Regions from separate parts of the Homo sapiens genome. Here regions 2, 3 and 4 are each linked to region 1. The links are chromatin loops, found by intact Hi-C in ENCODE. Cell type or tissue: heart right ventricle. All regions are shown on one strand. Region 1 overlaps BCAS3 (BCAS3 microtubule associated cell migration factor). Region 2 holds the start of BCAS3-AS1 (BCAS3 antisense RNA 1). Region 3 overlaps BCAS3 (BCAS3 microtubule associated cell migration factor). Region 4 overlaps BCAS3 (BCAS3 microtubule associated cell migration factor).

Region 1 (8,000 bases):
AAAGAGGCGAGGAGGGAAATGAAAAGCTGTAAACACACATCTGCCATCTTCCTCCCTGGGCCATTTCTTGATTAAAAAGAAAGAATCCTTCCCAAGCTCCGGTGGAAGCCAAGCTGGTGAGGGCCTGGATGGCAGAGACACCTGCTGGGGAGGGAGGCTGGAGAGGGACCCTGTAGTCCTGTGGATCATCACAATGACTAATCCGATTGCAGCAATAATAGTAACTCACATTTGCTGACTGGAAGCGTTAAGCACTTTGTGATGCACTCTACATGCATTATTTAATTTCATTCTTAGAACCAGGCCATGACACAGACATCGTTAACCTCATGTTCGGGAACCTGAGGCACAAAGATTCGAGTAACTTTCCCAAAGTCTCCCAGGTAGCAGGTGGCCAGGGGGTGTGCTCTTAACCACTTCCCTAAACGCCTCCACCAACATGGGCAGACACTGCCCCTCTGCCTTCTCGGGTTCTCTTGAGGCTGGGGGCTGGACTGGCCAGGGGAAACATCCTCATCCTCCTGCTCACTGCTGGAAGCAGGCAGAGCTGTGGGTGCAGGGTCAGACTGGACCCTAAGGTCTCATCCTACTCCCACCAGTCAGCGTGGGTGGAGAAATGCAGCCAGGGCCCAGTCACAGTGCTCTGCCAATCCCTTCAGTGGGCAGCATCAATGCTCATGTACAGAGCCGTGGACGCTGCTCCTTTTGTGGTGACGGAAGTGCCAGAGCTGCCCAAAGGGTGAACCAGGGGCCCCAGGCAGCCTCTTCCTAAACACAAACAGAGCACTGTCCTCCCTGGCCCCTCTCAGGTCCCTGAGACTAGGGCTCAATGCCCCCACTTCCGAAGCCAGAGGAGCTTTTCGCAGGGCCTTTGATTGGCCAGACGTCCAGGTTGGAAGAGACCCAGAGAACACCAAGCCCAAAGCAGGATTTCCTTACTGTTTTTTTTTGTTTTTGTTTTTTGTTTTTTTTTTTTTTTTTGAGATGCCAGGCTGGAGTGTAGTGGCACAATCATAGCCCACTGCAGCCTGGAACACCTGGGCTCAAGGGATCTTCCTGCCTCAGCCTCCTGAGTAGCTGGGATTACAGGCACGTGCTACCACACCTGGCTAATCTTTTAATTTTTGGACACGGTTTTGCTGTATTGCCCAAGATGGTCTTGAACTCTTGGCTTCAAGTGATCCCCTTGCCTTGGCTTCCCAAAGTGTGGGATTACAGGTGTGAGCCACTGCACCTGGCCCGACTTCACCTCCGACCTACTGCTGGGGCCCCTGGTTTGGCCTCTCCAGCTTTCCCTGCGTCTCACACAGGCCCTGTGCCCTCCGCATTTCACCCCTCCCGGGGAGTCTGCTGCCCGTCAACTCACAGCCTGGCAAAGGGGCCACAACACTGCACTGTGGGTGGAGGTGCATGGGCCCATGCTGCACGGCCCAGCTCAGGAGTAGGACAAGGTGTGGGCAGCCATGCCCTTGCCTCCTCACAGACAAAGAGTGACCCCACCCCACCCCATCTCCCTGGGCACACGCTCCCAAGTGACCAGGGTTGCTTCTCTCTAAAAAGGCCAGTCCCCTCTTTCTGCCCCCTCTGACACCTCTGAGTTTGGATGGGCTCCATATGGAGTGGGGCAGCATGAGGATCCAGCTTGCTTTTTTTTCACCCTGAGAACAGTAGTGCCAAGGATCCGGCTGTCTCATCCTTCACTTGTTTCATGAGAGCGGAGGCACCTTTCCTTCAGTTGCTACTCATTCATCATCCCCCTACCCCTGGGGGCTGTCCATCCTGGCCCAAGGCATAGAGGGGCAGCTGCGGGTAACAGGCCCATTTCCAATATGAGCCAACAGGGAATGGCTCTCCAGCATGGGCATGGGGGCCGGTCTTAGTGATGCCGGAGCTGCCAGCACCCTGTGGCCCGCACCAGCACCCGTTCTTTCTTGGGGGATGGGGGTGGGAGGTGAAGAACCAGAGCTAGTGGTTGCTTCGTCTTCCTTGGTTTTGCTCTCTGCAATGTGGGTATATAGCTCCCACCACCCAGGGGACCACATCCCTGGAGAGTGCAAGGTCACAATGAGGTGACTGGGTCTAGCCACTTGCCTGGAAGCCACTCCTCCTCTCCTGCCCTACTTTGGGGCCTGGAGAACAAGCTCTTTTAAAGCTTCTCCCACTGACCAGAATCTCCACACCTCTAAGGGGGGAGGTGGCTGGGGACACTTCCCTCATTTCCTGCCACAGAGCCCCCAGCACTCTCTTTCGGGCCCTGGCAGGTTCCTGATGGACTTCCCCAACAGGTCCACCTCAACCGCAGGACAGCTGCTCAGACCTGGAGGTCTTGGGAGTGGGGGAGGAGGGCAGCAGCCAGGAGTTGGGCCACTGAGTCAGAAGGTCCAAGGGCATCCCTGAAAACTGCAGTCTGTTTCCCTGTCCTCCTCCAGCAACCCACCTGCATGGGGTCCCATCTGGCACTGCATGGGCCGTAGGTCCCCAGCCCTCCCACTTCCTAAAACTGTTCTTCATGTTGAACCTGTGACTCCTCTCCCCCTCCCCCACTCTGAACGGGGTCTTGGCCCCCTCTGTCACAGCAGATCCATCTCTGGGACCCCCAAGACAGATTGGTCCCCAGCCCCTACACATGCATGTCACTGTCCTCCTTGACTGCAAACTCCCCCTCCTCACGGTGTGCCCCTGCGCCTCCTGACACCTCTCCACCTGCTTGCAGAGATCAGTGTACTTCTCAATCGTTGTCCATATCTTTTCCAAAAAGATTCCTCAATGCTTTTCTTTTCAAAAGGGAAAAAAAAAGGAAAAAAAAAACAATGCCAACAGCCCAGCGTCCGTGAGCAACCCAACAGTAACAAAGCATGCGTTCGGGATGGAGGAAGGTAAGGCCACACGTTTCCATTTGCCGCTTGCTCGTAGGGCTGGGCGGCCGGGATGACTTGGAGGGGGGAATCTGAGCAGCCCTCCTCCCCTCCACTTCCCACACACACCCCTGCCTGCAGGGGGAGGAGCAGAAGGGGTCTGAGAGGAGGCGTGGAGAAAAGCGCCCACAAAGCTGCCCCGGGGCCAGCAGGCCCCCGATTCTTTCAGTTAGTCTGTGTTGAAGAATGGGCCCCCACCTCCCCTTACCACATCATTCATTCATTCATTCATTCATTCATTCATTCATTCATTCATGCTAGAAATGTTTAGGGCACCCATGATTTTCCAGGCCACTAGGGATACAGAGTTAAGGCACAGAACCCCCCCGAGGGGGTCTCCCCTAGATGAGACACATGGGACGATGAGGGGGCCTGGGCTAGGAGTCAGCACAGCGCAGGGTAGGGTCTGGCAGGCTCTGCTCGGGGGACAGGACGGGCTCACAGAGGAGTGGACACTCGTGCTAAGCTTTGGAAGATGAGTAGGTGTTCTGGGGCTTTGTAGAGCAAGTTACATGAACACAGGCCCAGAGGCCTAGAACCACCTGGATGGGTCCAAACACCACACAGCTTCATCACTTTTGTGTCTCAGACATAATAACGGGTATCACTAGTGAGGGGTTGGCGGCAGGTCATGGAGGGCCATTTCACAGTGCTGGGGAGTTCAGACCTTGCCCTGGGAACTGTTAGGAGTGGCTGAAGGCTTTTACGCAGAGGAAAAGCAAGATGAGGGCTGTGCTGTACATAGCCCACTCTGGCTTTGGCACAGGGTGGGTGACCTGGAGTCAGGAGACTGAGGCGCACAGGGCAGGCTTAGCCAGGGCAGAGGCAGAGGAGGGAGAAGTTCAGCAGAGCCTTGGTTACCTTACCCTGGGATGCGGGGGCGAGGGAGAACGCTGCCCCCATCCTTCTTACCCGGGTCTAACTGGCAAAGGGAAAATGCGAGCAAGGCGCTCAGGTTGTCCCTGGCCCCCAAGAACAGGACATTCATCTTGTAAGCCCCTGGGTGGCTTTCCCTGCACTGTGGTGTGATGGGCTGGGGTGCATCCACGAAGACTCATTGGTGGGACCACCGAGGCTGCTGGGGTATTTGCTGGGGGCCTATGCCAAGGGACGGTGGGGGTGCCATGCCTGGGCCCGGGCTCCCGTTTCCTGGCTTCCTTGGCAGTGTGGATGTGGAGGCATTTTGCATCAAGGCCGTTAAAGCTGCCCCTGAGCTGTAAAAAGGGGCCAGCCTTCCCCATCCTGGTGGCCCTGCCTGCTCCTTCCTCGGGGGCTTTCTTCCTTAGGCCTGGCGGCCCGATCCTAAGGAAGCCCCTGCTTTTCTTGCGCCTGCCGGTGCTCTTCTCCCGCCCGCCTGGCCCTGCTGTCAGCGCCCCCTAGTGCCGGGCCGGCCGCGCATGAGGGCGGTGGGACAGATCGCCCACAACTCCTCGGCTTGCTTTTGGGGAAATAAGGCAACAGAGGGGTCTCTTGGAGTCTGGAGCTTCCATGTAAAATCCCCAGGGTCTACTCTTGGCTTTACCACCCTCTCCATCTCATGGCACGATGGCCTGTCCCCCCAGATTAGGGTGATACTGAAGGAGGAGCAGGAGAAAAAGATCCTATCTGCCTTGTTTTCTATCCATATCCAGATAGCTCTTGACTTTCCCAGGCAGCCAATGTCCCCTGGAGGTCAGGGACCATAGTCAGGCCCTCGGTCCCTGTCCACAGTCCCATCCCCCTACTTTCCCCAATTTGCCAAGAAGCCCTGGTGTCCCAGTGAACTGTCCCACCGAGACCCCGGCGACAGACTCGGCTGATGGATCCCAAGGGCCCCTCCCCTCCCCAGGCCCAGGTGCCCGCCTCCTCCCCACTCCACTCTGTGGCTGCTGCAGGCCTGCAGGGAGTCGGGGTCAGTGGTTCGTTGCTGGCTGGCTGGTGTTGGCCAGCCCAGGAGTGAAGGCCATGACCCCTTCATTCCCTAACCAGAGCCGGCTGTACTGCGCGTGTGGTGGCAGGGGGCCTGGGAGCGGTTGCAGGATGAAGACCAAGGTCTCAAGCCAGACCAGACGAGTGCAACGTTTTTGCACATCTTGCTGTTTCAAGTGACTGCTTTGAGGTCCTGCACTCCTGGGTGGACAGGCCAGACTCCTTCAGTCACAGGCAGGCATCCCTTGGAGAAGGAAAGGTTGCAGGTCTACATATCTTGGCTTGGGGCAGGCTCCAGAGACTGCCCGGTGTGTGTGTGCCCATATGTCAGAGCCCCCGGGGGAGACTGAAAGGGAATCGGAACTGACCACCTTCAAAAAGCCAAGAAGTAATTGGTTCTTCCTTGCACTCAGCAAGCAGGGAATTCCATTCCCAACCCACCTACCCCAGGACCTGACTTGGGTCAAGAGATGGTAGGACAATTGAGCGGCCCACAGCTGAATTAGATGGATCAAGCTGCCATATCTGAGGTGGCAACATGGATGTGCAGGGCCAGGGAGGCAGAGGAGGAGGAGGGCGGGACTCCCTGCCTGCCCTTCAGGTTGATGCTGAGGGGCCTCCAGGAGACTTGGGGCCTAAGAGGAAAGGAGAAAGGAGGCACTTCAGGCAGACAGGGACCCTCTCTTCATTGGAGCAGGCCCCTCTCAAACCAGGCATCCCCTCCCAGGGAAACAGGACACTTGGCAGGAGGTGCCAAAGATGAGCCAAGACCTGGCCAGCAGATGGACTGTGTGGGTGAGCATGAGTGAATGAGTGAGTGGCAAAGCCAGGCAGAAGCTCTAGGCACAGGCAGGGCAGGAGAGAGGTGGGGACAGATCAGGCAGGGATGCTGCAAGCCCTCCCGTGTCCTAGCTTCTCCCCGCCTGCCTCCCCTGTAGAGCCGGGACAGAAGGCACTGTGGAGTTGGGGGCATGCTGGCTGAGCATGAGTGTGTGCAGGCGTGGGTACGGGCTCATGAAGAGCTGTGTAGTCCACACACATCGTCAGGGTGGCCGTGCTTCGGGCCTAAAGGGCTTCCCGCAGCAGGGAGACGGTGCTCTCACACCAGAGTCTGCCAGCCAGGGGGCTTTCCCTCCCCTGGCTGAGCCTTCCTGTGACCTGAGCTGCCCCCTGCCCATCCAGGGAGCAGGCGGGGATCCCCCTGCGGAAGGACACAAGTGAACCCAGAATGGTGCCTCAAGGCAGGCAGCCTGGCCCAGATGGTGCCCCCACTCCCCAGACCCAACTCTAACCAGGCCTGGCCCTCTCCTGTGTCTTGCAGAACTTCAGCGAGAGGGAAGCATCGAGACTCTGAGTAACAGCTCAGGCTCCACCAGCGGCAGCATACCAAGAAACTTTGATGGCTACCGATCTCCGCTGCCCACCAATGAGAGCCAGCCCCTCAGCCTCTTCCCGACTGGCTTCCCGTAGGTACCAGCAACCTGCTTCTGACTGGCCAGCCCCCTCCCCTGCTGGAGGAGGGGAGAAGCCCCGCTCTGGTCCTACCCTTCAGTCTCTGCTCTTCCTTCATCAACCACCTTCCCCAAGCTTAGTGACAGCAGCCGCCCATCCTACCTGGATGGAGAAGAGACCCTTCTCCAAGCACCTCAGCGCACTTGCCCTCTGCCACACCTGTCGGTGGAGGCTGTGGCCAGGAGAGACTGTAGAAGCTCGGTCCCTGTGTATGTTTGCATATGACATCCTGCATTGGATCCGCTTTTGTATTTTTTAACCATACCCACGGTGGGGCGGGTGGGGGGAGCCTGGAACAGTGACCAGATCTGGGGGCCTGAGTGGGGACAGAGTTGATCGTCCACCTGGCCATTTTGACCCTGAGTGGACAGTCACAGCCTCAGCTCATGTCTGGCTGTGACACACACTGCCCCCAGCTTCCCTTGGTCAGCCCCACTCCAGCACGGGGTGAACGGAGGCCCAGAGTACTAGGGAAGGAGGAAGGGAGGACATGCCTCTTCTTCCTCCTTTCTTTCCCCATCTGTTCATGGGAAGAGTTTGTCTTTCTTATCTTTAAGCCCCTTTACCCTGGTCCTGTACTGATCAGTGAAGGAAACCGTGGTTACTGAGGCCCTGTTGAAAAGTGCACGTCTTGTCCAATAAATCACGCTGCAGTTGGTGTCCATCCCTGAGTTGCTGGGGTAAGGGTCCTCTCCAAATGCTGAGCAGAGTCCTATGGCCTGAGTGCCCAGGATCCCAACACCCCCTTTCATGTGCAACTTGGGGGCAGAAGGAGTCAGTGGAGGATTGGAATGGGAAGAACTTTTGTCCTGGAATTTGGATGGGGCCTGATTTAAGAAGCCCATTCTCTAAGCATCTTGCCTGTTACCAGAGGCAATGAGTTCTTGGGGTGCCACAGGGTTGGACCCTCCTCCCTGGGGATCAGGGCTTGCCATGTGCTGGTGGGTTGCTGTCAAGGGGAGAGTCTGGCAAAGCCTCATCTGGGGGGCACCTTGTTGTAATTGCCTCTTTTTAACTCAGAAGATGGAAGGGTGGTCAGGTGAAGGTGGGTATCTCATGAAACCTGGCCGGAACCCTCAGATGACACGTTCCTGATTTTGTCCCCCCGCCCCACCACCACCACTTCCGGACCTAAAGTAAGTGGCAACAGAGACAGGAACAGGGAGAAAAAATGGTGCATTGAGCAGGAAGGAGACGAATGCTAGTCCTTTGCCCCCTTCCCTGGCCCACACTTCCCAGAGACCCCAGGGAGGCCTTGGAGAATGGAAGGAAACCCACAGAGCCAGGTGTGATTTGGGGTAAAGTTTAATGGAAAAGCCGTGGAAACGTTGAGTTCACAAACAGGACTTCCCGTGCAACTGTCCAGCCAGACCTGGGGCAGCTCCTGGGGACCCTGCCCCCTTCACACACACCCATCCCATCCATGGTGCCTGAGAGGCCTTCATCTTCAGTTCCCTCCACCAGATCAGTTGGGCATGTTGGGGGCAGAGATGGAGGGTTGTTGAATCACACTAGGCTCTGTAAGCTGAGAAGACGATCCTGCACAGGGTGGCATAAGCCAGTCCCTCCTGCCAGGGCACCTGCAGGGCGAGAAGTCACATGCCAGACTGAGGCATGCTTGCGAACACTAGCCTGGCCCCAGCAGCAGGGGGTGCTGGAGGAGCT
Region 2 (8,000 bases), 250 kb before region 1:
GTAGAGTTGGCCTGATGTGGAAAATAAATATTTCATATAGTCTGCTATAGTCTGGCCAGTATGAATTAAATAAAAGTCACATTCATAATGAACACTGGAGCAATTATACATCCTAAAAAGAAAGGGAAGAAATACCATTTCGTAATAAGAAGATGAGGATCAATAATAGTAGTGAACACTTGTTGATTTTTTAAAAATCAACTGTTAGGCACTGTGCTCAGACTTTATGAGCATTGTCTCATTTTTCATCGTTTTATAAATTAGGAAATTGAGGTCTTGTGAAAGTAACGTGCCTGGATTGACACAGTAAGCTGGTGGAATGAGGATTCGGAACCACGCATGTCTGACTCCAGAGCCCTCGCTTTTTACACCAGCCTCTACTATCTCCCTGTGTGACTCTGGTCAGTTAATCCATTTATAAAATGAGAGTATTGGACTGAGCAATTTCTAGATCCTTTTGGTTCTAGAATTATAGGAAAGTATTTTAAAGTCGAGAGAACTGTGTTATGGTGGGACATTTAGAGACAAACTGAAATGGTGATTGTAATGACATTTCAAGTTAATGATAGCTAGCATTGATGGAGCCTGTACTATATAATTATGTAATTATATTTACAAACACCTCATTTAACCTTCAAAACAATCCTTTTTGACATCAGTTTTTTGTTCCTAAGAAAAGTTAAGTAACATCTCCAAATCACAGAACTAGAATTATTCATGAAGAGTCAGCCACATCAAAGATCCAAAACACGGGTTTTAAGATTTCAAATGGTTAATACTCTACTTTTCTCTTAGATTGTTGTTTTGTTTTTTTTTGAAATAAAACATTTGTACAAGTCAGTAAAAGTGATATACAGTATTTCTTCAAAACTGGAATGTTATTAGAGTTCTTGCTTGAAAATAGTTCCAAATTAAACATATGAGGTTTCCAGTAGTTTGAAGACTTTAGAATCCGACTTGAGATCAAATCGGAACTGAGACAGTGAGGTCACCTAAACTGCGACGTGTGAAGTGCCCTGTTTCATGCTTCTTATAATGACATGATAAGGCCATTAGTATTATCTTTATTATAACAGATGATTATAAATGGTACAGACTTGGTTTCTTATTATCTGGTACTTTTTGTCACTTAGCCCTAATTTTCTTAATTCAAAGACATATTCTGTTAGTACTAGGGAGCAAGTTTAAGACTGACTTTGCCACACTAATCAAATTACATCAGTGTCAAGTGCTCACTAATTAACACAAAATTTATATCTGCATTAGGTAAATGTCATTTCACCACAGTGGCCTGAAATAAGCTTTTTATTCCTTTGAATTAGCATACCATTTCATTGTAAGTATTACAAACAAGCTAATGACAAAATTTAGGCCCATGTGCATTTGTTATTTAGCTGGAAATAGCCAGAAGACAGTCAGTACTTCCAAAGATCTGTAGGAAAATGCCCTGCTTCATTTTTTAACTGATCAGCTAGCTGACTTGTCACCTTGAGGTCCTGTGTGTACATCATAGAAGGGCTTAGCAGACTACTGCCACCCCCTGTCTATATGCAGCCCACGGGCTAGAACAGTTCTCACATTTTTAAATGGGAGGAAAAACATCAAAAGAAGATTTTATGAAACCTGAAAATCACATGAAATTCACATGTCAGGCTCATAAATAAGTTTTAATGCAACAGAGTCATGTCTGTTCACTTATGTATTATCTATGGCTGCTCTCCCTATGATGGCAGAGTTGAGCAGCTGTAACAGAGACCGTGCGGCCTAAAGATACTTACTGTCGGGCTGGTTACAGAAAATGTTTTCCAAACAGAAGCTGTATTCCAAATTCTTTCCTAATGTGGCATACAAAGCCTTTAGGATCTGGCTCCTGTGTGCCTCTCCTGCCGCTGCTGCTGCTGCTGCTGCTCCTGTTTCCGCTTCTGCCATGGCCACCGCCACTGCCGCCGCCTCCTCCTTCTTCCCTGCACCCCTTCGCGCCTGCCTTCCCCGCGACCGGCAGCCTGAGCTCTAACAATTCTCAACTACTAGCACCTCTTAGACTCCAAAATGCTTTGCACCTATTTAAATGTTTTCCCGTGCTCTTCCCTCTACATAAAATCATTTCTTTCCATCCTGAGTACCCATGGCAAGCTCCTATCTTCCAATATTTTTACTTAAGCATCCCCTCTTCTTCTCTGCACCTGGAGCATCTTGGACATAGCTTTGTTTCCACCTTGCATTCACCCACTAGACAGTAAGCTTTTTCAAGACAGATACTGTCTCTTCTTCATCTCTATATCTGTAGAACAGGGTTTCTCAGCGTAAGTACTGAAGGTATTTTGGACTGGACAATTCTTTGTGTGCAGCTGTTTTATGCATCATATAGGATGTTTAGCAGAACCCCTGGCCTCTACCCGTTAGATAGCAGCACGCCCCCTTCCCTCAGATGCCTCCAAATATTGCCAAATGTCCCCTTGTGGACAAAATTGTCCCATTTATTTATTGAGAGACGGAGGCTGGATGTTGTCGCCCAGGCTGGAGTGCAGTAGCGCGATCTCAGCTCACTGCAACCTCTGCCTCCCAGGTTCAAGCAATTCTTATACCTCAGCCTCCTGAGTAGCTGGGATTACAGGTGTGTGCCACCACACGCAGCTAATTTTGCATTTTTAGTAGAGATGGGGTTTTGCCATGTTGCCCAGGCTGGTCTCAAATTCCTGGCCTCAAGTGATCCACCCACCTCGGCCTCCCAAAGTCCTGAGATTACAGGTGTGAGCCACTGTGCTCAGCCAATTGTCCCCATTTAAGAACCACTACCCTGGAAACCAGCAGTAACCAGACCCTGGTGGGTGCTGAGAAAATGTTGAATTATTCAGATAGTTGATTCACATTGAATTGTATACATCAAATGTAAGAATTATGAATTACATTTCAATAAAACTTTTTTAAAAAAAGTATTGGTTTACTATTAGTTATTATTAGTGGCATTATTATGAGGTGGTTTCCATTTGTTTTCCTCAGTGGCCACCAGTGCAACTGATTTTGTCATATACTGTACTCATTGATGCCAAATATATATATCTTATTTAATGCTGACTTCAAACCTGGGAAGTTGATTTGTTTATCTCTTCTTAACTTTTTGGAAATGCAGACACAAAAAGATTCAGCAAATTGCTTAAAATCGAGGTAACTAGCAAGCATATATCAAGGGATACATGACTCGGCTTCTGTCTAGTTTCAAAGCCTGTACTCATTCCATCTGACCATGTTGCTTCCATAAGCCACATGCCAGCCACATAATGAATTTCTTGATTAGAATACAATGCATATACCTACCAAAGATAGTATGTGCATATAGCAAATATGAGCAATTTCTAAATAATGGGAGCATTATTTTTGTTCAAAATGCTAAAAACTGGGGCCAGGCGTGGTGGCACACGCCTGTAATCCCAGCACTTTGGGAGGCCAAGGTGGGCGGATCACCTGAGGTCAGGAGTTTGAGACCAGCCTGGCCAACATGATGAAACCCTGTCTCTACTAAAAATTCAAAAGTTAGCTGGGCGTGGTGGCACACGCCTGTAATCTTAGCTACTCTGGAGGCTGAGGCAGGAAAATCACTTGAACCCGGAAGGCAGAGATTGCAGAGCCAAGATTGCACCAGTGCATTCCAGCCTGGGTGACAGAGCAAGACTCCATCTCAAAAAGAAAAACAAAACAAAATGCTAAAAACTGAATTATCAGTAGAACAGCCCATGTACTCTGTGGACGGTGATGGGTTTTTGTTTTGTGGGAGTTGTTGTTTTGGTTGATTCGGTGTTTCCTTTGAGTCCACTGAGGAGCCACTGTTTTCTTCCATATCTTTAGATCCTGATATGGTAGGACATGCACAATCTATTTTGAATCATCATAAAGATTGAATTTTCAGCCTACAAAAACAAAAGAAAATTCTTAGGGCATCAGTTCTCATCTTTCAGATAGAACCTAGGACCTGTGAGGCTGGTAATCTTTGGAATAGCACTGTATGGTAAAACTTTCTGTGATAATGGAAATGTGGCGTATCTGTGCTGTCCAATATAATAGTCACATGTGGCTGCTGAGTGCTGGGAATGTGGCTGTTATAACCAAGGAACTGAAATTTTAAATTTCATTTAATTTTAATTGATTTAAATTTAAATAGTTGATGTGGCTATTGGCTATCATTTTGAATAGCACAGCTTTAGAAATCTTAGCTTTGACAAAAACCACAAACTTAAGTTTATCCCCAGCAAACATCTTAGGTGCCAGAGACGGCAGATTTGGATTGAATAAATTATCCATGTTGAGTATCTACGTGGGAACTCCTAGTTATACAGTGCAGATTCAGAGATTACTGTTGTACCTTGGCTATGTGACTTACACACAGACCAAATTACTCTGCTGGGGGTAAATTCATACTCCAGTGTTACTTCAACATTTCTGAACATCTTTTTGTAAGCAATTTTGCATTTTTTACTGACTTGATTGTTGTAGTAATTACAAAATAAATTATCCATTTAGGGGGCAGTGTTGAAGCATTGAGGAATAAAAGGATAAATGTGGTATATTTGATTGTTTTCAGTGTTTAAGAACTCTTATTGGAATAAGAGACTTACTTTATTGAAGTCTTATAATTTTTTACTAGAACATTTGTTTTTTGGCTCTTGATCCAAATGACAGCTGAATTTAGGAATTCAGCAGAAAAGTAACAATTCTTTTTGGGCATTTTTCTGATTATTTACTTGGAAATTCAGAGGATTCCATGTCTTGGAATATTTTTTTTCATACCCATAAGATTTGAATGGTGAAGATAAGAAAATTATAATAAGTTGATAGGTTTTCATCAGCAGTACATTCTTAAAAAGAAGAAAAATATTTTATTTCAAATGCTATCCTGAATTAGCTGTAATCTTCAAGTTATTTTTAAACCCACTTTATGCTTTTGCTTACATTTGTTTATTAAATCTATTAGATCTAGAAAAAATTAGAGACAGAGATGAATTTTTTATTCTTGGATTTTCAAGAATTGTTATCTTTTTATTTATACCTATTTTCCCCCTGTACTTGTATTGCTAGTGATAGAAGTTCTGAATTACGGATACATTCTTAGGCTTAAAGAGTACACATTTTTTCCCTTAGAGTTATAGATGATCTAATCTAAAAAGTTGGAGGACTTAAAAAGAAAGTGTGAAGATTTTTTTTTCTTCATTTCCTGATTTGCTTCTTTAAGGAAGTGCGAGAAGGTTAAAGATGTCTGTGATCTGGCCAAACGAGGTTCACAAATGCTGTTTTCATATTTGTGGTTTTGGTGTTTCCTCTTACACATGTGTCTTCCTTCTTCAGTTTCTCAGTCTGTCGAGAGAGCATGGCTGCACCCTGTGCATTCTGGGCACACATCATCTGGGCTCAGTGCGGGCTTTGTTTATAGCAGAAGCCATAATGTATAATGTTCAGGAGTGGGTGAGCTACCTAAGAAACTCCCTTTGAAGGATTCCTTGTGTGGACTGCTTATCAGAAAAAGTGTAAATGCTATTATTGACTGTTTCCTAGAACTCATACATGCAGTATAGTTCAGTGCGATTAAAAGTCATCATGCTACATGATGTAGGGAATATAAAAAATGAAGAAGGCATGCTCCCTGGCCCCCAGAAACTTGGAATTCAGTTGATAAAAATACAACCCTAGTGACCATAGAATAAGGCAGATGGAGTTCTCTCAGAATGCAAAGAAAGGTAAAATTTGTTGTAATGGGTGATCAGAGAAAGTTTTATGGAAAAAATGCCGTTTGAGCTAGAATTTGAGGAATACGTGGAATTTTGGCAGGAGAAGATTGAGGAAAGGGATACCTACTGTCAAGACACAAAGTGATATGACCGGGCACAGTGGCTCACGCCTGTAATCCCAGCACTTTGGGAGGCCGAGGTGGATAGATCACTTGAGGTCAGGAGTTCGAGGTCAGACTGGCCAATATAGTGAAACCCCATCTCTACTAAAAATACAAAAAATTAGCTGGGCGTGGTGGTGCATTCCTGTAAACCCAGCTACTCAGGAGGCTGAGGCAGGAGAATCACTGGAACCCAGAAGGCGGAGGTTGCAGTGAGTCAGGATCACACCACTGCACTCCAGCCTGGGTGACAGAGCAAGACTCCATCTCAAAAAAAAGGAACAGAGTCACCAAGACATACACATACTGGACCAATTTGGGAAAGTACGGAAGTTTGCTTTGAATATATAGCAAAGGATATGTGAGGGATAGCTGTGGAAGATCCAACTGTCAAGGAAGGTTAGGACCAGACTCTGAAAGTAGAGTGCTGGTGGGAGATGTGGAACAGGGGACAAGAGATGGAAGGTTTTGAGTTGGGGAAAAGTATTCTGGCAGCAGGATTGAAACATTAAAGAAAAGTAACCCTGTTAAGTGGTTATCACAATCAAACATTTACCAAGTAATCACTGCAAGTGGATTCAATTTGTAAAGTCACATAAAAGTTGCTTATCTCTCCACTTTTTTTTTTTTTCTGGAGAAACAGCACTCTGGCATTTGGCCATCTTAGTATGGCCTTTATATAACTTTGGAATGCAAAAGAAAAGAGAAAACTCTCTTTGTAAAGTCAATTAAAAGCTAATTGTTTGTGATTTTTTAAGTTAATAAATATATATTTACATAGTTTATAGTTGTTACATAAAACTTTCATGTTCTTTTCCTTATGAAATGACTCTATGACTTTGGGCACATTACAGATTGTAATGTAGTGGATTGATGGTACATGATTTAAGGGAAATCTTGTACTAATCTGCAAGTATCCTGAAAAATGTTAAGTAAGGAAAAAGCATGCCTCCCTGTGCTCTTTGTCCATTTGAGTGTTTTTTTTTTCCCCCAAAAGTATAATAGTGAAATGGGGCAGGCATGAAGCCCGTGAGAGATCATTGCTACCACTTCTACTTTTCATTATCATGTCTCTTTATCCTGATTCACCTGTACAGCGGGACTAGGCTGGTTCATTTCAACACAGTAATGAGTATTCATCCTCTGTTGCCCTAAGAACTTACACCTACTGGTTCATAAATGGTCATAAATGTTCAACATTTACGAATTTATGTTGAAGTACATAAATTCTTCAACAAGGGGCCTTTACATTCATATGTAGGGCATTTGGTTGCTTAAATATTGAAACAATTATAAAGAAGTTAAATTAGGCTGGGCATGGGGGTTCATTCCTGTAATCCCAGCATGTTGGGAGGCCAAAGTGGGAGGACCGCTTGAGACCAGGAATTTGAGACCAGTCTGGGCAACATACCAAGACTCTGTCTACAAAAAAAGTGTTAAAAGTAACCAGGTATAGTAGCAGGAGTCCATAGTCCCAGCTACTTGGGAGGCTGAGGTGGAAGGATTCCTTGAGTCCAGGAGTTCGAGACTGCAGTGAGTTATGATCACACCACAGCACTCCAGCCTGGGCGGCAGAGCGAGACCCTGTCTCAAAAAATAAAATAAAAGTTGAATCACCCACGTTTTAGATTATGAGCTTATTAAAACTTAAACAGGCTGGGCGTGGTGGCTCACACCTGTAATCCCAGCTCTTTGAGAGGCTGAGGTGGGCGGATCACGAGGTCAAGAGATCAAGACCATCCCGGCCAACATGATGAAACCCCACCTCTACTAAAAATACAAAAATTAGCTGGGCGTGGTGGCGCACGCCTGTAGTCCCAACTACTCAGGAGGCTGAGGCAGGAGAATCGCTTGAACCCAGGAGGCGGAGGTTGCAGTGAGCCGAGATCGCGCCACTGCACTCCAGCCTGGTGACAGAGCGAGACCCCACCTCAAGAAAAAAAAAAAAAAAAAAGTTAGACAATTATACAGAGATACTCAAGTTCTTGAAAGAAGTTTGTTGAGGATAAGATTTATTTAAATGGAGTAGTTTTACTCTTATTTCCACTCTCATTTTCTCCTTTTCCCCAGATATATACACCTTCTCATTTATTGGTGTTTATTACATGTAAGATTCTCTTGT
Region 3 (8,000 bases), 140 kb before region 1:
GCCTGGCATGAATTCCCAGAGAGCCTTGGGCCTTGGGAGGAGGGGTAATATACAAGATTAGAGTGCAAAGTCCATCTGGTGAGAATTTGTCTGGTTTGTGCTTCCTCAGCAGGGAGGAAGTAGCAGTGACCTCAGTCCTGAATGGTTATTTCAGAAGTGTATCATGGTGGGAATTTAGCCAGCTTTGTGGCAGATGACCAACCCTGATAGCCTGATTTTTAAGGCCCCTAACACAAATGATACCAGGACTTCTTTGAATATTCTATTTAGTCTGTACTAGGACACATAGGACAAGATGAGCGACTATTTTAGACCTGTAGGTCAAGAGGTTTGAAGCAGTATATTCACCTTTTACACTTCAAACCACTTGGAGTATCTTAAAGAAGTAGTATACTGTCAAATACTTATAAAACTTCCTTCTTCTTTGCTCTTAAAGATAAGACGTTGTTTAGATGAATATATATTCTTTTCCTGTGTATTCTACTATTCCTGCAAAAATTTGTTTTTAAAATAAGAAACTTGGCTGGGCTTGGTGGCTCACGCCTGTAATCCCAGAACTTTGGGAGGCCGAGGCAGGTAGATCCCCTGAGGTGAGGAGTTTGAGACCAGCCTGGCCAACATGGTGAAACCCCATCTCTACTAAAAATACAAAAAATTAGCCGGGAATGGTGGCGGGTGCCTGTAATCCCAGCTACTCGGGAGGCTGAGGCAGGAGAATCACTTGAACCCAGGAGGCAGAGGCTGCAGTGAGCCGAGATCACACCACTGCACTCCAGCCTGGGCAACAAGAGTGAAACTCCATCTCAAAAATAAATAAATAAAATAAAATAGAAACTTGAAAATAATACCAGCACTGCTAGAGTGGGTATTTGGCTCAGTTCAGGCCTGTGCCTTTTTTTGATGTTCCCAGAGCAGAGCACTCCTTAAACTAGGATGAGAAAAGTTAATTTTAATCCTCCAAAGGCTTATTTGCTAGCACAAAAGGTCATGAAACACACCCAAAACTATATTGCTAAAATCTGAAGGAGAGAGATCTCAACAGCAGAGATGGACTCTAGTGTCCCAACATAGAATTGTGTCTCTGGCTGAAGAAATAGTTTGTTTTAGGAACGCCAATACAAAAGCTACAGAATGGAAGAGTTTTCCCTTAACTGATCTAAGGGAAAATTCTTTTTCTCGTGTTGTTTTAGGAAGCTCAGAATTATTTAGAAATACTTGTGAAATCATGGTCACAGGAGTTATTTCCAAGGATGTTTAAGTAGCTGCTCTCTGCCCATTATTTTGATAATTACTACACCTTAATCTGTTATCTGTCAAAAGGGAAAAAACTTTCTGTTATCTACCTGATAGACCCATGGAATACAAAAAAAATGTGATGACCCAATCACATTTAAAGCTTTTAAAGCTCCCTTTTGAGATGATTTCTTAGGGTACTAAAATATCACCTGCCCCAGAGTTTACAAATCAGAAATTGAATGAGGCAGGCTTAAAGAGGATCAGAAAACAAGATACCAAATAAGAGCAGCCATTGTAAAACTAGAGAAGGTTACGAAATGGCCCTGCTTTTCTATAAGGAAGGTCGAAGACACCAGGCCCCTTGCCCTGGGTTTGTCTGGTGGAAGTTTAAGGAAAGTTCATACCCTGGGCCCAGTAGAGAGCTTTGCCTTCATAATTGTCTGCATATGATTTGACAAACATAAGACCTCAGTGTTCCTAGATCGTTTATCCCCCTCAGCAATGTGCTAAATATGAAGTAAAAGGTTACCAAAGGGAGGATAGGGAAGAAAACCTAATTACCAATCCTGGTAATTTTAAACATGAGAAGATTTATAAACAACGGCTTCTTCATACACTTGTGAGTTCTGACATGTTGTGAAAATAGGACCTGCTAAGCCATTGAAAGGATTTTCAATATATTGTACGAGATGGAAAGAGGACCCAGAGAAGGCTTGTTTTTCATTTTAAAGAGTTGCTTTAGAAACCAAGGTTGTAACTGAGCACTGCTCTGTGCTGTATCAAGCCGTAATATCCAGTGAGTCATGAAGGCATTAGGGAAGCACTGGAGACATCATAAGAAACATTTGAGTTAATGTTTGAGATAAGGAAGATGATTATCTCTAAAAAGAAACTGAAATTAAGGGGCACAGTCTCCCGTTTTCGGACAGCTAAAAGGCATTCTTTTCAGTGATCTCTCCTTTACTAACCCATGTACATGCTGTGAGTATGTGACCTAGAAACCAGGCTTTTTTAAGCTGAGCTCTGGATACTTGTAGACTGAGACCTTGGGCGAGTTACTGCCCACCTTGGCTTCAGCTTCCTCACCTGAAAACGAGTGATCAACCAGGTAATCTTTATGGGGCCCTTCTGGCCCAAGGACTCTATCAGTCTGGTTTTTGAACATTATCCTACATTAGACAATCTCAGAAAGGTTTTATGACTTGTGGGTGCCTTTGTGGTACTTCACATGAGCGGGAGGTCTTAAGACTATGGACCCCTTGGGAGACCAGTGTCTAATTCTACTACTTCCTCCTCCCCAAGAATTCAGATGGTGAAACACCCTCATCCCTCCAGCCCTGCCCCCAGGAAACCCTTCATTCAGAAAGGTCATTTCATTTCCTGTGAGCCAGTCTTACATCACTGGTGCAAGAATTGGGCAGTGCTTGCCCAGCTGGAAGGTGAGACATTGGAGGCCTCAGCCTGGTGTCCCAGACAGTATTTGTCAGGCTGATGATAAGCTGGTGGAGAGTCTGTTAACTCAAGGCCTGATTCTAATGAATTTGGGATTCCTTGCTGAAAAAAAGACTGGGCTGGGTGTGGTGGCTCATGCCTGTAATCCCAGCACTCTGGGAGGCTGAGGCGGGCGGATCACCTGAGGTCAGAGTTTGAGACCATCCTGGCCAATATGGCGAAACCCCGTCTCTACTAAAAATACAAAAAATTAGCCGGGCCTGGTGGCGGGCGCCTATAATCCCAACTACTAGGGAGGCTGAGGCAGGAGAATCACTTGAACGCGGGATGCAGAGGTTGCAGTGAGCCGAGATTGCGCCATTCCACTCCAGCCTGGGCAACAAGAGCGAAACTCCACCTCAAAAAAAAAAAAAAGAAAAGAAAGACTGGATCCTGGTCCATCCAAGATGCTGCCCTTGAGACCTCTGGGTTGATGACTGATATGTTGGTCTCTTGGGACAAGGCTGTACAGTTGAGAAAAGTAGCAAGAACATCAGATCTCTGCAGATAATCTGGCCCCCATAAAAAAGCAATAGCAACTGGGAAAAGGCTAGACTGCTAGGTTCCCAGCTATACTGGATTATTAGACAAAGCTACCCACTCCATCTTTGTTTATAGAACTCATTTTCAGGAACAAGTGTTTTATAGTGAGGTGGAGGTTGTAAAGAAGCTCTTTATAATGAAGATCCCAAATATGTGAGCCTTCTATCAAGCTTGATCTCAAGGAACTTTACACGGGTGGCAGTTTAGAAGAAAAAGAGAGAAAAGGATAAAGAAAAAAACTAATAAAAATAGCTGAGATCACTCAACAGTTATCAAGAAACAGATACTACAGTTTTATAACACGAAGTACTAAAAGTATATGCACTCTTAAAAGGCAATTAAAACGTATGCTCCAAAACTATAAAACATTTTCTTTTCATCTGCAACATAGAGGGCAGATTACAACACATTAATAACGTTTTGTTTAGAGTTCAGTTTCTGATGGTTTCCAAATGTAGTCTGTGTAGATTAACCAGAAGGAGTCCAGTTCTCTTTTTTAAGAGCGCTTGTAAAGGAAAGCAATGTGGTAAGATTGTTATGAAAAGAGAGTGTATTTAGGAAATAGCACTTAGCAGGGTCTCTCTGAATGGCTGCCAGGTCAGGAAGCTGAAGTGCAAGGCTTGGCCCTTGTTCAGCCCCCCCAGTTCCAGCTTCTTGACCACACAGTACGTCAAGAACATGTCACAAGCCAGCCAGGAAGACTCAGCCCCGCCCATGGGCCAGCTTGGCACGGCTGCTTTCACATAACCCAGGGCTCCAGAGGGGCCGGAGGCAGGCATTCCAGGGCCACGGGAACATGCAAGTTTTTAAAATAGAAGTGAAGGACTTAAAAAAAAAAAAAGCCTGGGAATTAAACAGTTGCTGAGTCCTTGAGTCCTTATGGAACATGGTTCCTCATGTAGAGTGGCAGAGGTGAAAAGGGCCTTAAAGGTTATCTCATCCTCTGCCCTCTGCTTATAGACAAGGACATTGACCTGCTTACAACCATAGTGATAGAACCAATTGTGGAATCCATATCTGTCAGCTCTTAGTCTGCTAAACACACTGGCTTCTACCTCACTGGGCTAAGCTGCCCTTTCTTCCTTGGATTTTGACTCTAGAAAGCTGTCCAGTAATCTGTTCCTATACATTTTTTTTTTTTTTTTGAGATGGAGTCTTACTCTGTTGCCCAGGCTGGAGTGCAGTGGTGTGATCTCAGCTCACTGCAACCTCCACCTCCTGGGTTCCAGCTATTCTCCTGCCTCAGCCTCCTAAGTAGCTGGGATCACAGGCATGTGCTACCATGCCTAATTTTGTATTTTGTAGTAGGGATGGGGTTCCACCATGTTGACCAGGCTGGTCTCGAACTCCTGACCTCAGGTGATCCACTTGCCTCGGCCTCCCAAAGGCCTGGGATTACAGGCATGAGCCACTGAGCCCGGCCCGTTGCTATACCATTTGTTCCTACTACTTGCCTAACTGTTCTATGTCTCAGTCTCAGTTTCCTTGTCTACAAAATGGAGATAATATCAATGCCTGGGCTGGGCCCGGTGGCTCACGCCTGTAATCCCAACACTTTGGGAGGCCGAGGCAGGCGGATCACCTGAGGTCAGGAGTTGGAGAGAATATATATATATATAATCAATGTCTGCTTCACAGAGTTACAAGGATTGATAGAATAAACATGTGTAACATTTACAGTGCCTGGTATGGAATAAGGGCTCAATAATGTTATCTATTCCCATTAATAATAGTATTATTAGCATTATACTATCATCTGTCTTATTGCTACTACTATTTCTACAGTTGCTACATCAGCAGTCCCAGGAACTTGGCCTACGGCCTAGGCATGGCGTATGAGCTCTATGGTAGTAGAAGGTCAGACCCAGGATTGGAGGAGGGGCAGCTGAGTAGAGGGGAAGATGAATCTCGGATGCCTCTGGGCCAGTGCTTCATAAAGTCCTGTGCTCAGATTCCAGCTGTGGAACAGAGGTGCAGAGGTGGATTTTAATGTTATTGTTGTTTTTGCTTTGTTTTGCCTTTCCATTTTTGTTGTATAGTTTTAGTTGAAAGAGACTTTAGAGATGATTAAGTATACATTACAGTTCGGCCTCCACGGTTTACATGGGGGAAAACTGAAGCGCAGAAAGAAAAAGTGACTTGCCTTATGTCTTGCTAGCCTTACTTGGTAATTGAGTAGAGCTCTCTTGTCTAATTTACATATAAAAGGAAAACTGGAGAAGAAAGAGCCTTAGGATAATACTCATAAGATCTAAAATTCCTTTAGCCTTTCTTCTACATCAGGCCCACTGGGACCCTACTTAAAACCCTCATTTTGACCTGGTTCCTCAGTCAGCATGGAGACAAGCCCGAGGAAAAAACTCAAGAGAGCCGGCCTCCTTCCTTAGGTATTATTAGAGAGCAATCCCCTATAAAAGTTAAGTGGATGTTTGTTTTTTATTTAAAACCTTCAGGAGATTTAACCCTGCTGGGCTGCTCCTGCCTCACCCACAGCAGTGTCCCTTCAGGCCTCACAGAACACTTCTGCCGTAAAGAGGGCTTGCTTTCAGAATGCTTAAACAACTCTGACATGCACATTTCTTTGCTTAATACAAGGCTCACTGATTTAGAAGGTAAAATTACTTTCTTAGTTGATGCCTCAATTGTTTTTTCCTTTGAGTTCTTATCTCTCCTTTGCCCTAGTGTCAAGTCAGTTTTCCTGTTTTGCTAAAATGTTTGATCAACTTTAAGATTAGAAAATTTATGGCGGGGCGCGGTGGCTCACGCCTGTAATCCTGGCACTTTGGGAGGCCGTGGCGGGCGGATCACAGGGTCAAGAGATGGAGACCAGCCTGGCCAACATGGTGAAACCCCTTCTCTACTAAAAATACAAAAATTAGCTGGGCGTGGTGGTGGGCGCCTGTAGTCCCAGCTACTCAGGAGGCTGAGGTAAGAGAATCACTTGAACCTGGGAGGTGGAGGTTGCAGTGAGCCGAGATTGCGCCACTGCACTCCAGCCTGGTGACAGAGTGAGACTCCGTCTCAGAAAAAAAAAAAAGGATTAGAAAATTTATACTGCTTTAAATACCCAGTGAGTATAGTATATGATTGCTGGAAAAGTCGTTCATCCTGACCAAGAACAATACAATAACAACAAAACCATTACCTGGAAAAACCAACTAGAAATTCAGTGAGAACATTTTAGCTTTTTCCTTTTAAATTTTTAAAATTCTGACATTGCCTGGTTACATTGAAACAGCCCTGTTGTGTCATCCTACTTTCTTTTTCCTGGTATTTTCCTCTTTGGGACTTTGGTTTCATTAATCTCAATTTGTTCTGAAGGCACTAAGGCAGATTTTCAAAGAGCTGTAATTGTCACAGGGAGAGCACAATGACTTATTGAAGTTTCACATGTTGCTCTTTTTGGAACTACCAGAGATTGGAACCAATTCTCCATCCACATCTCTATCCGAGAGTTAAGTTTTCTCTTCTCTGGTGCTTGTCAAAAGTATTTCTCCCAGCTAATCTCATTCCCAGTTGCCAAAGAAAAGATCTCAAGCATAACTCCTCATCTCCAGGTCACCCGACAAGGTAAGAAGAGAGATTAAATGAATGTGCCCAAGTTTCTTTCCCTTACAGCCTCCAGATCTCCAGAATATACCTTCTTTAGTTTCCACATCACACTTTCCTACATTTCTTCTTAATTTGATGATGTCTTGAGAGTATCTCAGGAAACTGGTATGACTACCAAGGGGACAGAGGCTTTTGTAGCGCATCAATACCCCTAAGTCTATCCATCCTTCTCCAGAAACACAGTGGGCACATCTTTGCACCCTGTGGAATCAATGTTAGTGCTGAAATCAGAGTAGACTTGGCTTTGTACTTTTGTCTGGGTAGTTGGCTTAAGTGCCGTGTCTGTATTGAGTGACACTTCTCCATCAGAATTCTTATTCTTTTGGAAGCCTAGACTATTTCTTCATTTGACCACACTGTGCAGGGTTTTAGTGCTAAAGGGTTCCGGATGTAGCTGCTCTTGTGGAGAACCTTATCACAGCTTTCTTTTCCCTAAGTTATTTGTGGTAAAGTCCTGGCAGTTTGTTTAGATGTTCAGTGAGTGACACCTAATTGAAGAAGTGGCTGGGGCTGGACTTCAAGGTGGATGGTTTTCTTACCAAGTACTATGAAGAGATTTGCTCCTAGACTTTAGAGATGGGAAATGCTGCTCTCTTTTCCCCTGAAAATTGAGTCTCGTCAAACTGACAAGTTATTTTCTGAAACTCCGAGTCATAATTGTACCATATTTATTTTCTGATTTTTTTTAACCTTTCAGTTAATAAATGTTTTCCAGCCTCCATCAGCCTCTACTGGTAATCAGGAGAAATGGGCCAATGGCTTTATGTAACTGAGGTTTCTGTTTTAACATGAAAGTACTATATTTACCTTCAAAATGACCCTCACTTAGATCAGACTACCTGGGGTTGTCAAGCCTTCCATCTTCAAGCCAAGAGGTAGTTTGGTTTTTGTTTGTTTGTTTGTTTGTTTGTTTGTTTTTCATTTATTTTTATTTATTTTATTTTATTTTTATTTTTTGAGGCAGAGTTTCACTCTCTCGCCCAGGCTGGAGTGCAGCGGTGTGATCAAGGCTCACTGCAACCTCCGCCTCTGGGGTTCAAGTGATTCTCCTGTCTCAGCCTCCTGAGTAGCTGGGATTACAGGCGTGGGCCACCATACCTGGCTAATTTTTGTATTTT
Region 4 (8,000 bases), 260 kb before region 1:
TGAACTCCTGACATCGTGATCCACCCGCCTCATCCTCCCAAAATGCTGGGATTACAGGCGTGAGCCACTGTGCCCGGCCAAAAACATATGATTTTTACAAAAGAAAATTTAAGAGAAAGTATGCAAAGATAGATTGATTTTCTTAATATTTTCAGCATAGTCTTGCCACAGCTGAAATAGGAAGAGTATTGAACAGTCTCCCTTCCCCCAGTTTTAATCACAACTAAAATCATACACATGCATCTTCCAGTGACGCATTTGAAATGGTGAAATCTGATTGCTAGAAATTGTGATGTGAATAAGTAAAAATTTACTAGAGTCTCTGATATGACTTGAGGATTAGAAGTAGAATATAGGAGGCCTTCTGAAAATCTGTCTCACATTCACTCAGGCTGCCCTTGGTTTTGAGCCAGATAACAAACCTTTCAGTTGAATTTTTTCCATCCAGACACTGGCTTAAATGAAGGTATACTGAACTTGGAGATGTCATTTCAGCATTTGGCTGGAAGAGCTGTTGTAGAGGAGCTTCTTTAGATAGGAAGCCATGAGGGAATTCTCTGAGTACATGCATTTTCACACATCTGCTAATGCAAAAGCCCCGTGTGAGCATTAGTACTCAGGAATGTGATGTGGATTCGAGATGATCTCCACAGGATTTTGGCAGGTCAGAACAAACATTATCTTGCTCCCATATGTTTTTGTAGGATCTTGAAAGGGAAATCATATACATTTCCTTAAACTCACATGCTGAATTTTCCCACATAGACAAAAAACAAAACAAAACAAAAAACCATCTCAGCAAAAATAAATTCAAGAATATGTATATATGATGTTCATATATTTAGCATCTGTTGTCAATACAGCAATGTAAGCTGATGGCTATTGGAATTCACATACAGTTTGCATTTACTTTGATTTATGTTTAAATGGCTTATCTCAGAAAACTTGACCCAAGAGATAAAGACTGTGAAAGATTCCACATTATGGGTAAGTCTTTTTTTTTTTTTTTTGAGATGGAGTTTTGCTTTTGTTGCCCAGGCTGGAGTGCAATGGTGCGATCTTGGCTCACTGCAACCTCCTCCTCCCTGGTTTAAGTGATTCTCCTGCTTCAGCCTCCCAAGTAGCTGGGACTACAGGCGCCCACCACCATGTCCAACTGATTTTTTGTACTTTTGGTAGAGACGGGGTTTCACTGTGTTGGCTAGGCTGGTCTCCAACTCCTGACCTTAGGTGACCCACCCACCTTGGCCTCCCAAGGTGCTAGGATTACAGGCATGATCCACCACACCCAGCCACTGGGTAAGTCTTCTTTAATTTCTCTCTACACTACATTTCCTTAGGTGCAGCATATATGTGACCTGGTGCCCCACACCTCCACTGCTTCCCTGCCAATATCGCTGTTCCCCCAGATGGACACACCTCTCAATAGTTTTGTAGTATTTGATATAACTCGGACATATTCAGTATAAAAACAACCAGGGAACCCCTGTGAAGCTAAGAAAGGATTTTCAAAAATAATAATGATAATATATACTATAGACAAAGACCCTATCTGTTTTTTATCACCCTTGAGCAAACCCAGCCCTATTTGGTATGGGGCCTTACATGGAGTGGGCAGTCATTAAATGTTGACTAACCCTTTTTCTAAGTCTTTTTTTTTTCCTATTTTAATTTTTATTGGGGGGGAGTGGGGGTACTCAGTCCCAGAAGACCTAAGTCTTTTAATTCTCTACTTGTAGTGCCTCTGTAAAGTGATCCGTAATCTGCCCAGTATTAATAGTTTGGCTCCTTTTTCTCTGCAAACATATTATTAAAAGTTGAATAAAGAAATAAATCCTGTGCATATTGGTTGATTCTCATTGGCATATATGCTGACATATTTAGTTTTATTTCATTCTCTGTGACACCCAAGACCTTCTGTAGAACTGAACATAATTTTGAGAGAAGAATGACCACTAATCACTATTTGTTTTCATGTTTTGTGAATGAGTTTTGTTGCCATAGTCTCATGTGTCTAATCAAATTGATCTTCAAACCAGTTCTAATCAAATCAGTTCTTTTATGTGCTTATACTACATGGTTTTCAGCTATCAAATGTTATTTCAAACTTGTATCTAGGAGAGAGATATATATATATACATATATATGTTTTTATTATTTAACATTTGGAGGGAAGTCAGATATCTTTGATCTCATTTCTTTTACTCATTTTGTGTTTGTTTATTTAACACCAATGGTTTCCTATTGGCTTCTTTAGCTGGAAAAATTATTTCTACAGGACAATAAAACCTGGGATTCTCCTCCACAAAATGAAACATGAAGTGATAATACCATTAATCTATTAACAAATAATTGCCCTTGGGTTCTTTTCCTGGTATCTCGAGCCACCAAGATATAGCTTTTACTTGATCTGAATTTGTCAGTCTATAAAAGTAGGGATTATAATATAACAATGCATCTTTTTATTTAGTTTGTTAACTACATTCTATTGTAGAACTGTTCTTATTTTTAAGATCGTAGAGATCCATAGAAGTATTGGCATTCTTGTACCAGTTATTCATATTTCACTGCATGTTAGTATTTTGGCATCATTTCTTACATACCCTGTTATTGTTTAGGGGAAAAATGTGGAAGCATTTCTTGATATTTTTTCACTATTTTTCCCTAGTGAGTTATGTAGTTAATCATATTAAACTGTTTTTCAGTTTTGAAATATGAGAGATTTGTCAGCCCTTTGAAAAAATGGTTATAGTTCATTTTCCATATATTACTCAGCATTATGGGTCTGCCTGCCAAGTGATCCCAGGTGTGGGATTGCAGCAGGTAATTTCCTGAGCTGTATGGTACAGATGATTTTCTGTGTTAGAAGATGCTATCGGCTCACCTGGCCTCTTAGTGACAGAGAAATCCTTTGTTTATTCATTTAGTAGGCAGATTAACCCTAATGAATATTGGCTTCCTGGAAATAGATACAGGTGACAATGGCAAAGTGAGGAGTGGGGAGATGTAAGACAAATTCCCTTTTCTTTCTTCACTTATAAATAATGGTGGCTTTCATAGGAGAGTGTTTTAAATCAGAAAGGAATGCAAAATATTTGAACTAAAAAGATAGATTTAAATAATCAACCTTTAATTTTTAGTTTTGAATGTCTAGGTATGTGTATATTTTTCAGAAGAACTAGAGATTTTCTAATTTTGGCAAATACTTAAAAGTTTTATGTTGCCATTATAGCTAAACGAAAATATTTAATTAAATACTTCATACTGGTTTGGGCAGAGCTACTCACTTGAACACGAAAATGCTTTCCTAATATGTCCTTGTATTCAGATAAATTTTGTGAATTAGAGAAGTGTAACATTCATCAGCCTCTCTCAGCCTGTGAAAGAAAATGTGCATTATTCTGTGTCCTTTCTTATAGTGTGGTCATATTGCTTCAATGACATATTTGTTTTCTCAGAGCAAGGATGAAGGACTAATCTAGGCATCAGAAAATTATTCATAGAGTTATGCTATAAACTATAAAAAGTTCCTAGAAATAAGCTATTTTAAATTCATTGCTTTGTTATGGCTTTTAGAATATTGACAAAAAAAATTTTTATCAATATAATTTTATGGATATTTGATTGTGTAATTATCAATAATCTATGATGAAAATGAAATGTTTGTGATTGCAACTCTTAAGTTTTGCTCACCAACAGAGTACTTTACAACATTTTTCTGTGAATGGTTTTGGACATACACTATTCCCAAGATGGGAATGTATAGATACAGATGTGGAAATCTCTTAATGTTCAACCAGACTTTTCCAGATCTTACAGCTATGATTTATACTGCATTCTCCAAAGACTTCCAAAATGTCTTCTTTTACGTAACTTTATCCATTAGAGGAAAAGTTAAAATTCTTCCCCTCCTCATGCTAAATGCTGAAGATAGGCTTTTCATGATACCTTTTGTAGTTGACTTATAAAAGCTGTAGAATTTCAAGGAAGAAGTGAAAAAACAGAGTTTACCTTTCCACAAAGATTTAAAATTTACGATTTCTTCTAGCTATGGAGTTGAGATTCTACTTGAATTGTGTTATTGGGAATTCTGAGTAATGTGAAATGTATGTGAATTGGAAGCAGTAATAAATTGTGAATGAATCTTTTGCTTTTTACTTAAGATTACTTTATCCTTAAAACTAATGTTTCTATAACCTCTGACCGAATACAGAAGATCCAAAATACTTCCAAGGGTGAGAATTTTTCCTTGCCCGTTGTGAGCAGTTTAATTCATTAGAATTGTGTGTGCGTTGTGGCATGTGGGTACATCAGAAGTATATTTGCAAATTCTGAATTTACATATCACCTTGAGAAAATGTGAGGCAATCCTTTACTGAATTGTCAGTGATACTTATTTTCAGAGACATTAGAAAAAAAGAGCAGTGTATATGTGTCATGTTATCGCACGTGAACCACTGCCTATGTTAAATAGGTTTTTCTTTCCTTTTAGTGAAAAACCGAAGGACAATAGTCATTATATGATTTTGTATTTTAAGTATTTTCATAATCCAACATAAATTGGCCCACCCAAGGATTATGTCTGTTTTATAAAGATGTGTTTATATAGTCATTGGGTGAAAGATTGCAGAAGTTGAACCACTAGTTTTGAAAGTTGAGCCAGACCAGGAAAAATCAGGATACAATTTGGCACTTATGGAGACGAAATGATTTCCTTTTTAGCTGCTGATTTCTACTGGGAAATGTATCCTTGGACTGAAAATTGCATCCGGAAAAATGTTTATGTAGTGTTTTTCAAATGACTGATTATTCTTGTAACCTTTAACATGAACTGTGTCTAATTTTGGTCTCTCTTAACTCTTTCACGACTAGGGGATTTTTCTTTGTGGGAAAAATATTACAACCGTATCATTACTACTTTGAATACAGGAATGTCTTACATGGTAACAAGAATACAAAATGTGTTAAGATTTCTTTCTGGGTTATTTTTCCAAGCGGGTAGTAGAACGCCCAAGGTTATACACCCTTCGTCACAGGCACTTAAGTTTTAGATTGCATTTAAATTAGGATACATCTCGAAACATAAACAAAAGAAAAAAGAGAGAAAAAAAAGGATACATCTCAGCAGCTGCATCTCTTCCACTTCACTACCAGCTACACACATGCAGTAGGAGCTTCTTGACATTTTCATGGGTAATATTTGGTCTTCGCAAGTATCAGTACTTCTCTATTTTCTTTCTTGTACATTTAGTGACTTTTCTGGCTAAATTATTGCTGAATATTGTCCGTCGCAGATTGAGGGGTCTCTATTCCATGTTATCTCCATTCAAGGAGCCAGGTTAGCGAAGGCTTCACCACTGAGTTATTCTAGGTAACCATTAGGTTTATAAATATAAGAGTGTTTTCTCGTGTAAGTGAGGGTTTTATATTACTGATGTGATGTGTGAGTGAGCAGGGATAAGGGGACACTGGACATCTCATGGTGGTCACTTCTGCTTACAACTCATGAGCTATAATTGTGCTGTCCAATACAATAGCCACTAGCTGTATTTTTTTAAATTTAGATTTAAAATAATGAAGATAAAATGTATAATTCATTTTCTCAGTTGCACTAGCCACATTATCATATTAGACAGTACAAGGTTTAGAACATTTTTATCATCGTAGAAAGTTCTGTTGCAGACTACCAGGCTAGAACTTTAAGAGGATGGGGAAGTACAGCTATCTTGTATGCCCAGAGGTGGGAAAGAAGGAAATATTACCAAACTTCAATAATGTCTGTCATCATTGGTAAACTGTATGCTTGAAAATTACTCCTCAGATCCTCTATATCCTGTTTTTCTGTTTTTGGGGGAGTGGAATAGGGAGGAAGGGGGCTACAAAGTTAGTTGGGTGATATAAAAAAAAATAATACATATACACACGAATGCATACATACTGCTTCTGTGTGAAAAAAGAAAACTTAAGGAGTACATACTTGAAATTAACATTCTGCCAAGCAGGAGTCATTCTGTTGGATGCCTTCCTCTGAAGGAAGACTGTATTGCATTTGTGTGGCTTTGGGGAAGACATTCAGCAAAGAACACCACAATTCCCATTGAGCTCAGAAAATGTGATTAAGGAGTTTGAATGTAATTACCCAAAGTTTGGCTTTTCTTTTAAAGAACCCATTCATTTTAGAGATTCCTTGATACTGTAAACCTGACAACTCAATCTGGTTTTCTTTTAGGAAGCCTTCCACCAGGAATAGTGTGAGTCAAGGATGAGTACATGAAGATGAAGCCCATGCAATGAGGACAGCCTAGGCCGTGTTAGGCTTTGACTTAAATCAGATTTCATCTACGGCTGAGATGCAGAGGAGAGACTTAGTGAAATATGCAGAGCTCCATTCCAGTTCCTTTCTTATTTGTTTGATGTACAGGCTTATTTAAGTGAAAGGTGGGACACCAGTAGATATACATTCAGACAAATCACCCTGCAGTTATTGCTCAACAGAGTAATAATAATAGATTTGGAGAATGTTCTGTGTTTTCAAAGACAGAGGTTAACAAGCAATGGACAAACCTTCCGTTCTTCTCTATCCCAAATCGTTTGAATCGTTTGACTGCTATACACAATCCCCAGCACTTATAAAATAAAAAAAGTATGGAGAGAGAGAAAGCAAGTAACCCAGCAGAGTTTGTGACAGAAACTGTTAGCCCTCTTTTGTATTGTTTCTGCATCGTCCTGTCAAACATCTGGAAACCAGCATATTGGCAGTCGTCTCACAACATGATTTTGCATTTACATCATCGTGCTAGCTGGTAGAATTTTTTCCCCCAGGAAAAAAAAATCGGCAACTTTTGGTCTGTCACAAGGTCAAGTGATGATTAGTGATGTAGTCTCTCCTAAACACATGGTTAGCACAGAAAATTTAAATCAGTTCCCCAAAATTTGGTAACCATTAAATTACTTCCTAAGTCACTTCCGGATGTCAGGCCTAAGGTGGAGAGGGGGACAGGGCTATATTGAGTTCTCCGCAGTTTTCTAACAGAGAGATTTAGTTTGGCAGCTGATCCAGCCAAGGAAACGCTCACGCAAGGGCAGAGCTAGACAGGAAACACTTTTGAAAGTGCTGTTTTGATAGAGGATCAGGAGATCAGGCAAAGAGCTGTGAACTTTATGTGTAGCCTAGGCCATGTAGCACTAGGCTAGCCACCTGAGGGTATGGAGTAAGAAAGGAAATTAAAGGAGAAGGGCCAGAGATCTTACAGGCAATTTTCTTTTCTCAAAAGAGCAGTGCTAAAAATTATGAATTTCTTTGAAGTAGAGGAACATAATTAATGAATTTCTTTGTTGTTGTTGTTGTTTGTTTGTAAAACATTCTGCCATCATTATTCACCTTTACATTTTTAACATGATTGTTAGCTTAGACTACGAGAGCTAACCTCACCCATTCTAACCACCTTTTTATAGCTCTCAGAAGAGCTGTCTTCTAAGGAAAACACTGCACTGAGCAAAGGTTGTACTTTTGTAAGATGGACGTTTTATAATGATAAGTTTTGACAACTTGCTCTGGTTGCCATGTGTCTCCCAGTCCTGCTGGTGGGTGGGTATTTGTCAGGAATGAGAATACGTCTGAGATGGTCTGCTTTACAGCAGCCAGTCTTGATTTTCAACTTCCAGGGCCTTCGGCATCCTTTTGGCTCTGTAAACATAGAAGGCTTTGCTGCCCTTGGCTGTGCTGTTGGAGAAAAGGAGAGCATCCTGTTTAGGGAGGTGCCGATCTTCAGTTTCAGAACCATTGTTTGACACCTTTAGTTCCTCCCGTGGACTTCATGTCCTTCCTTGTCCATAGTTTGGAACTTACAATCTGAGTATTCCTTCTATTGAGCTACTCTTCAAGGTCTACAGAAGCCATTTTTGTTTATAAAGCTGTAATTTCTCACAGCAGATCATTTCATTATTTCTGTCTTAATTACAGAATTTCAAAGAAAAATAAAATCCTTATCTGTACTTAA

Evidence for each region. A loop is a pair of places that touch in the nucleus more often than their neighbours do. Peaks named below come from ENCODE experiments on the same cell type or tissue, not always from the same donor. Only the 100,000 strongest peaks of a DNase experiment are listed, where the experiment ranks them.
Region 2: a loop joins it to region 1, with 5 times the contacts of the local background. A loop is called at or near these places in 10 of 110 quality-filtered maps.
Region 3: a loop joins it to region 1, with 2.5 times the contacts of the local background. A loop is called at or near these places in 22 of 110 quality-filtered maps.
Region 4: it touches region 1 in a loop (2.5-fold over the local background); 12 of 110 quality-filtered maps call a loop at or near these places.

The regions. Positions count from the first base shown.
Region 1 is chr17:61,385,833-61,393,832 of GRCh38, forward strand. BCAS3 (BCAS3 microtubule associated cell migration factor) reads left to right here. Exons shown (of 24, transcript NM_017679.5): 24 at 6,145-6,999. The coding sequence ends at 6,293. It overlaps TBX2-AS1 (TBX2 antisense RNA 1), which reads right to left. Exons shown (of 2, transcript NR_125751.1): 2 at 7,624-7,915. Among named protein-coding and RNA genes, the nearest start is that of TBX2-AS1, 9.8 kb to the right of the region's middle. In heart right ventricle, CTCF peaks have their summits at 4,294 (motif pointing left) and 4,507; no DNase peak of the experiment used is centred here; H3K27ac peaks cover 1,490 bases; H3K27me3 peaks cover 1,235 bases.
Region 2 is chr17:61,134,089-61,142,088 of GRCh38, forward strand. The region is part of intron 22 of BCAS3 (BCAS3 microtubule associated cell migration factor); the gene reads left to right. It overlaps BCAS3-AS1 (BCAS3 antisense RNA 1), which reads right to left and starts at 1,924. Exons shown (of 6, transcript NR_186507.1): 1 at 1,779-1,924. In heart right ventricle, no CTCF peak of the experiment used is centred here; no DNase peak of the experiment used is centred here; H3K4me3 peaks cover 1,733 bases; H3K27ac peaks cover 2,161 bases.
Region 3 is chr17:61,248,483-61,256,482 of GRCh38, forward strand. All of the region lies in intron 22 of BCAS3 (BCAS3 microtubule associated cell migration factor), which reads left to right. Among named protein-coding and RNA genes, the nearest start is that of BCAS3-AS1, 120 kb to the left of the region's middle. In heart right ventricle, no CTCF peak of the experiment used is centred here; DNase peaks (open chromatin) are centred at 2,613, 3,959 and 5,119; H3K4me3 peaks cover 284 bases; H3K27ac peaks cover 7,219 bases.
Region 4 is chr17:61,121,949-61,129,948 of GRCh38, forward strand. All of the region lies in intron 22 of BCAS3 (BCAS3 microtubule associated cell migration factor), which reads left to right. All of the region lies in intron 1 of BCAS3-AS1 (BCAS3 antisense RNA 1), which reads right to left. Among named protein-coding and RNA genes, the nearest start is that of BCAS3-AS1, 10 kb to the right of the region's middle. RefSeq lists a silencer at 1,145-1,323. In heart right ventricle, no CTCF peak of the experiment used is centred here; no DNase peak of the experiment used is centred here; H3K27ac peaks cover 4,461 bases.